2 separate regions of the Homo sapiens genome follow, and region 1 is linked to region 2. A link is a contact called in ENCODE Hi-C or POLR2A ChIA-PET data. All regions are on one chromosome and are shown on one strand. The core of a region is the stretch at or near the end of the contact, and the rest is flanking DNA. Distances in the headings are between cores, read along the strand shown. Region 1 holds the start of OLA1 (Obg like ATPase 1). Region 2 holds the start of HAT1 (histone acetyltransferase 1).

Region 1 (2,865 bases), core at 187-2,686, 2.3 Mb after region 2:
CTGTAATCCCAGCACTTTGGGAGGGGGAGGCCGAGGTGGGCAGACTGCTTGAGACCAGGAGTCGAGACCAGCCTGGCCAACACGGAGAAACCCCGTCTCTACTAAAAAGAAAAACAAATACAAAAAAATTAGCCGGCCATCAGGCGCGCAGCCTGTAATTCCAGCTACTCGGGAGGCTGAGGCTCGAGAACTGCTTGAACTCGGGAGGCGAAGGTTGCGGTGCGCCAAGATCACGCCACTGGGCTCTGCCTGAGCGACAAAGCTAGGCTCTGTCTTAAATAAATAAATAAATAAATAAAATATTTGTGGCACCAGGAATCAAAGATAAACTTAGAGTTTAGCTACCAATCTTCCATCCAGACTGCTCACAAAACACTTTATATCTTAACCTGATATATGGTTATATGAAAGAAAGCATTTGGAAGCAAGTACACAGAAGACAGTCAAAGAAAATTCCATTGTGGAACCACCAGCAGCCAAGTCACCCTTCACACCAAACCATTCCTCTATAATCTGGAATCTTATCTTTCCCATTCGCCCACAACCCCCATTTTTCACATAGATGAACACCCACCAGGTACTGGGGTCCTTCCACCAAGTCCCTCCCACCTTTGGCACTGAAGGTACGGCTCATCAGTCCTCATAAGCAACCTCCAAAATCTACATTATGGTTACTATTTCTAATGGTAAATTAATCGACGGAACCTTTTTATTTACAAGTCGAAACTTTCTCTGTCCCTTACTAGTTCTGTCTCCAAATCATGCGTGCAGAATTACTCCCACCCTTGGACTGCAAAGTGAAATCACAAAGACCGCTAAGCTCACGTCTCAGAAGCTGGGAACTAAAACTGTCCCAGTCTTCTGGCTGAGAGTTGTACCTCCTAGGACCACGCTGGGGCCCTGCCCTTGCAGTAGTATTCCAGCCTCTGATCCCTGACCCCGAGGGCCAGGAATTTCCCTTCTCAGCGTCCTGACACCTGTTCCTGGCCAACTCCCAGGCCTCCAAAGAACAGATACAGGAACAGCGCCTGTCGGGTCCTCTGGCCTACAGAGAGGTGGCCGGCAGCCCACCCAAAGTGGGCCCCACCCCCCATCCTCCTCTCCGGACTGGGCCACCGGGCGTCCTGGCGTCGGGAGAAGGCTTTCCCCAGGGCTTTCCCGCGTGAGGCGTAGGCCGATCTCCCGACGCGCGGCCTAGTCCGACAGCGCCTCATTCATCCACACATCCCCAAGCCACCCGCTGCCCTGGCCCCATCTTGGCCACTGGGCCCGGGCCCCGCGCCAGCCTCAGGGCAATGAGCCCAGGCGCCGAAGACCTGGCGGAGATCGCGCCCCCGGGCTCCCTGAGGGCCTCACCGTGCTCGGCCTGGGCGATGACACGGGGTCCCAGCGGCAGCGAGAGAAAGGTCCTGCCGGCAGCTGGAGGCGGGGAGGAAGGAGGAGAGAACGCAGGCCCGTCCCCTCCGCCGAGCGGCACGCACGACGGCGGCGACAGCGGCGGAACGGGCGGGCCGGGCGCCGAGCGGCACCTGCGCGCAGACCATGGGCCCCGCCCCTCCCCGCCTTGCCCGCGCGTCCCGCCCATTGGCCTAACCGGCCGGGGAGGCGGGAGTAGGGCGGGAGGAGCCCAGGGTGGGAGGAGCCGCGCGGCGGCAGGGAGCTGGAGAGGGGAAGGCGCTGGCTAGGCCGTTCCCGGGAGCTCTAGTCTTCCGCTTCGGCACGTGGGCTTCTCGGTTCTAGGTCTCCGCTTCCGTCTGGCTGCGCGGCCTGGGTTACCTGCTCACGTTCACTCGCGGGCCTACAGCCCCAAGCTTTCCCAGCTGGACTGCGGAGTGCCTTGGGCCCTGACTTCCCTCCGGGAGATCCGGGGCGTCTGAAGTCAGGCAAACAGCCACACCAGCCCCGAGGACCGCGTGGCCGCTAGCCCATCTCCCTTTTCTATAACTTTATTCGCTCAGTCTGTGCGGAGAGAAGCTGTTAACTAAAAGTTCTTGAAGGAAAAGGGGCTAAGGGAAACTTTGGTCTAGGGATTTCTTCCTCGCCTTATAGTTAAAGCGTCGCACACAGGTACTGGATCACAGAATGCGTTTAATTGAGCCAATTTCCCCCCTTTTCCTCTTGGTAGTTGAGAGCAGGGGCCTTTGAAATTTGGGAATTTCCAATCTGGATTTCGCCACTCATTGACTGTATGACCCTAGACAAATTAACTTCTCTGGACTTCAATTTCGTTCTGGATAAAATGAGGCTATTAAAACCACCTTATGAGGTTATTCGTGTGAGAATAAAATGAGACAATGCGTGTTGAGCTCATAACAACAGTACTCAGCACATACAGAAAAGGCTTGTGAGTAGTCGCTGTTGTTAATATTAGGATTTCATCCCATCTCACCCACATCATATCAATACCATGAGCGCCACTGGAGAAGGAATTCTTTCATTTAGGTCCTGGCCTTCAGATGTCATTCAGGTATTTGTTGTAATGAATATGATACCTGTCCAAAAATTGTGACACTAGAAGCTCCTTTTAAAGGGATTAGTTGCTATTAATATTAAAGGATGTAAATAGGTCGCCATCCCCATTTTACAAGTGAGGAAACAATATCAGAAAGGTTGATTAATTTGGATGAAGTCACACAACTAGTAAATGGCAGCAGCATATTTCAAACCACAATCTAACTGAAAATCTGGCCGTAATCCCAGCACTTTGGGAGGCCAAGATAGGGGGATCAGTTGAGCCTAGGAGTTGGAGAACAGCCTGGACAACGTGGTGAGACCCCATCTCTACCAAAAAACAAAAATTAGCTGGGTGTAGTGGCACATACCTGTAGTCCCAGCTACTCAGGAGGCTGAGGTGAGAGGATGGCT
Region 2 (2,786 bases), core at 23-2,522:
AACTTGGGCAGTTTATCTTTTCTGGGCTTTGGTTTCCTCATCTCTAAAATGAGAGGGCGTGTTAGTTCTAGACCATCATCCCAAGGGTCCATTTTAGCTTTAGCGTGCATCACTGTAAAACCTGTTAACAAATATTTGTTGAGATAAGGAATTCTGGTGTATAGCCAACATTGTGGGAATATTTGTGGATACCTAAATAGTGGTTTATCCTCTGGGGAAAGCAGTTCCTACAGCTACTAAATACTAACAAGGCCTATGGCTAAAATCAGGTAGCACCTTGTGATGTAATTCAAACCACTAGGACATGTGGCATGCAAGACTACATCAGGCTACTTGAGGTATTTATTAGGTAACAATTTTTTTTTTTTTTTGAGACGGAGTCTCACTCTGTTGCCCAGGCTGGAGTGTAGTGGCGCAATCTCGGCTCACTGCAACTTTCGCCTCCAGGGTTCAAGCGATTCTCCTGCCTCAGCCTCCCGAGTAGCTGGGATTACAGGCGCCTGCCACCATGCCTGGCTAATTTTTGTATTTTTAGTAGAGACGGGGTTTCACTATGTTGGCTACACTGGTCTCGAACTCCTGAGCTCAGGCAATCTACCCGCCTCGGCCTCCCAAAGTGCTGGGATTATAGGCGTGAGCCACCGCGCCCGGCCTAGGTAACGATTTTTGCGCGCTAAACGGTTCTTAGTAACCTGCAGAGTGAAAGCAGAGTACCTAAATATCATACTGTATACGTTAAAAACAGGGGAGAAAGGAAAAAAGGTGTTAAAGTTTACAGCAAAATGAGAAACAAATGAGGAAAACAAGTGAAAGCTTCTCCCGCAACTGAAACTCAACCTCTACATTTTACCTAGGTAAAATGGTAAAATTGCCCACAGGGCTCAGGTGTTTGGATGCACTGTCCAGGCCAAGAGGAAAGATTTTCAGCCAGTCTCCAAAACATCTCAGGGACGGGTATGGAAAACAGGCGTAAAGTGTCTGTATTGATCAAATCAACCCCAGAGAAACTTTCCTAGGGCCAGAGAGCATCTCAACCGCGAAAGTCCGTTTGCGGCCTCCTTCTCCACTTCAGGCCTGCAAAGCGGCTGACGGCATTCGCAGTGGCTAGGCAACGGCCCGCGCAGACTTCTCGGCGTTAGCCCCGCCTCTTGAGGCGCTTCCGCCGCCGGGCTCCTGGACACGCCTCCTTTAATTGGCTAACGTCACGCTGGGAGTGGGCGGGGAAAATATGTCAGACTGTGCGGTCACTTCCGGCCCGGGAGCGCGCGGGTTGATTCGTCCTTCCTCAGCCGCGGGTGATCGTAGCTCGGAAATGGCGGGTAAGTTACCGGGAAAAGTTTACCAAGGGGAGGAGGCGGCCAGATCGGGGATAGAACGCCGAGACGGTGGTGACAATGCCCGCCTAGAACTTTCGGGCTGTAGCCTGGGTTCCAGAAGGCCTGCTTGGGACCGGAAGCGCGGAACTCTCAGCCCAGCAGCTCCTTGTTGGCGGCGGTCCGCGCCCCCGCCCCCAACTGCTTGGGGTTCTGCGCCTTCTGCCAGCAATCCGGCCCCTACCGAGGGCCGAAGACGCCAGGGAAAAGCGTCATGATTTGGGCTCGTAAAATGCCACATGCCTTGGGGCCTGTTTCTCTTCCCATTCCTTTTGTCCACTGCTGCTTGCTTCAGCTCTTGTACATCTGGTCCTGTTCCCGCCAGCTGATTTTAATGCTCAGATCCTCCTCCTCTTCCAGGTCTCCGTCTACCTTCCACTACAGTCAACTTCTGAGCTAGCGCATTGCTGCCTTGCCCTGCTCTGGCGCTCCCACTTGGATCTCGACTGACTTCGTAGTCGTCTCGTTAATCTGTCACACTTTAGTATTCCGAGGATCGTATTTAGATGCCCTTTGAGAAAGACTTTGTTCCTGAACTGCTCCCTTCTCTTTTAGGGTTGGACTACTATAATACAATTCTCTTGTGTACATTCTAGAGACCCTTCAAGTTACAACATTTAATAATGTATAATTGCTATTACTTTGTACGTGTATTAAGGCTGTTTTGGTGTGATTATTTTTTTCGATTACTTATCTTTTGAAGTTATGGACAGTTTCTTTTTCCTGAGACAGGGTCTCTCTGTCGCCCAGGCTGGAGTGCAGCGATCATAGTTCCGGGCAGCTTCCAACTCCTCGTAGGCTCAAGCGATCCTCTTGCCTCAGCCTCCCGAGTAGCTAGGACTACAGGCATGCGCCACAACATTCGGCTAAAAAAAAACAATTTTTTTTAACCTTTTAGAGACAGAGTCTGGCTGTATTGCCTCAGGCCGGTCTGGAACTCTTGGCCTCAAGCCATCCTCTCGCCTCAGCTTCCCAAAGTGTTGGAATGACAGGATTGAGCCACTTCGCTGGCCTTTGTTGCTTTTATCATCTCTTTACAGGGCATTCCTCATAGTCTCTCTACATTAACCATTCCATTTTTATGAATATGTGGGATAGACAAGCTGTTGTGTGAGCTCTACAGATGTTTAAAGAAGGACTTTTCTACCAGATGGAGATTGTAGGATCTTGAAGTACCACAGAAGAGGGAGGACGTACTCTAAGAATTACATCTAAATTCGAATTTTGGGCCCATCATTTAGTAGTTGGATGCCCTTCAACTAAACCTCTTTCTAAGCCTGAACTTTTGAATGTAAAATGGGGTTGATGTAATACCTACTTATAGAATTGTGCAGATTGAGCTAATATATGATTTCACAGGTTAAATTTTGTTGCTTACATTCCTCGAAGTAAATTCTGTAATCTCGGTTCTGT

What was found. Hi-C counts contacts between places; a loop is a spot of excess contacts on that map. ChIA-PET counts read pairs that join two places held with the same protein, here RNA polymerase II (POLR2A). Pooled maps may share reads with other maps.
Region 1: a map of B cell shows a loop between it and region 2 (14-fold over the local background). The contact joins the promoter of OLA1 here to the promoter of HAT1 in region 2. A Hi-C loop is called at or near these places in 1 of 168 maps with a recorded cell type or tissue (B cell) and 9 of 50 pooled maps. POLR2A ChIA-PET finds 5 or more read pairs at or near these places in 1 of 52 experiments (T-cell).

Annotation. Positions count from the first base shown.
Region 1 is chr2:174,247,096-174,249,960 of GRCh38, forward strand. It overlaps OLA1 (Obg like ATPase 1), which reads right to left and starts at 1,437. Exons shown (of 11, transcript NM_013341.5): 1 at 1,357-1,437. RefSeq lists a silencer at 1,223-1,742.
Region 2 is chr2:171,921,189-171,923,974 of GRCh38, forward strand. HAT1 (histone acetyltransferase 1) reads left to right here and starts at 1,273. Exons shown (of 11, transcript NM_003642.4): 1 at 1,273-1,319. The coding sequence starts at 1,313. It overlaps LOC105373740 (a long non-coding RNA gene), which reads right to left and starts at 1,201. Exons shown (of 3, transcript XR_923579.2): 1 at 851-1,201; 2 at 1-43. RefSeq lists enhancers at 709-1,357, 1,498-1,547.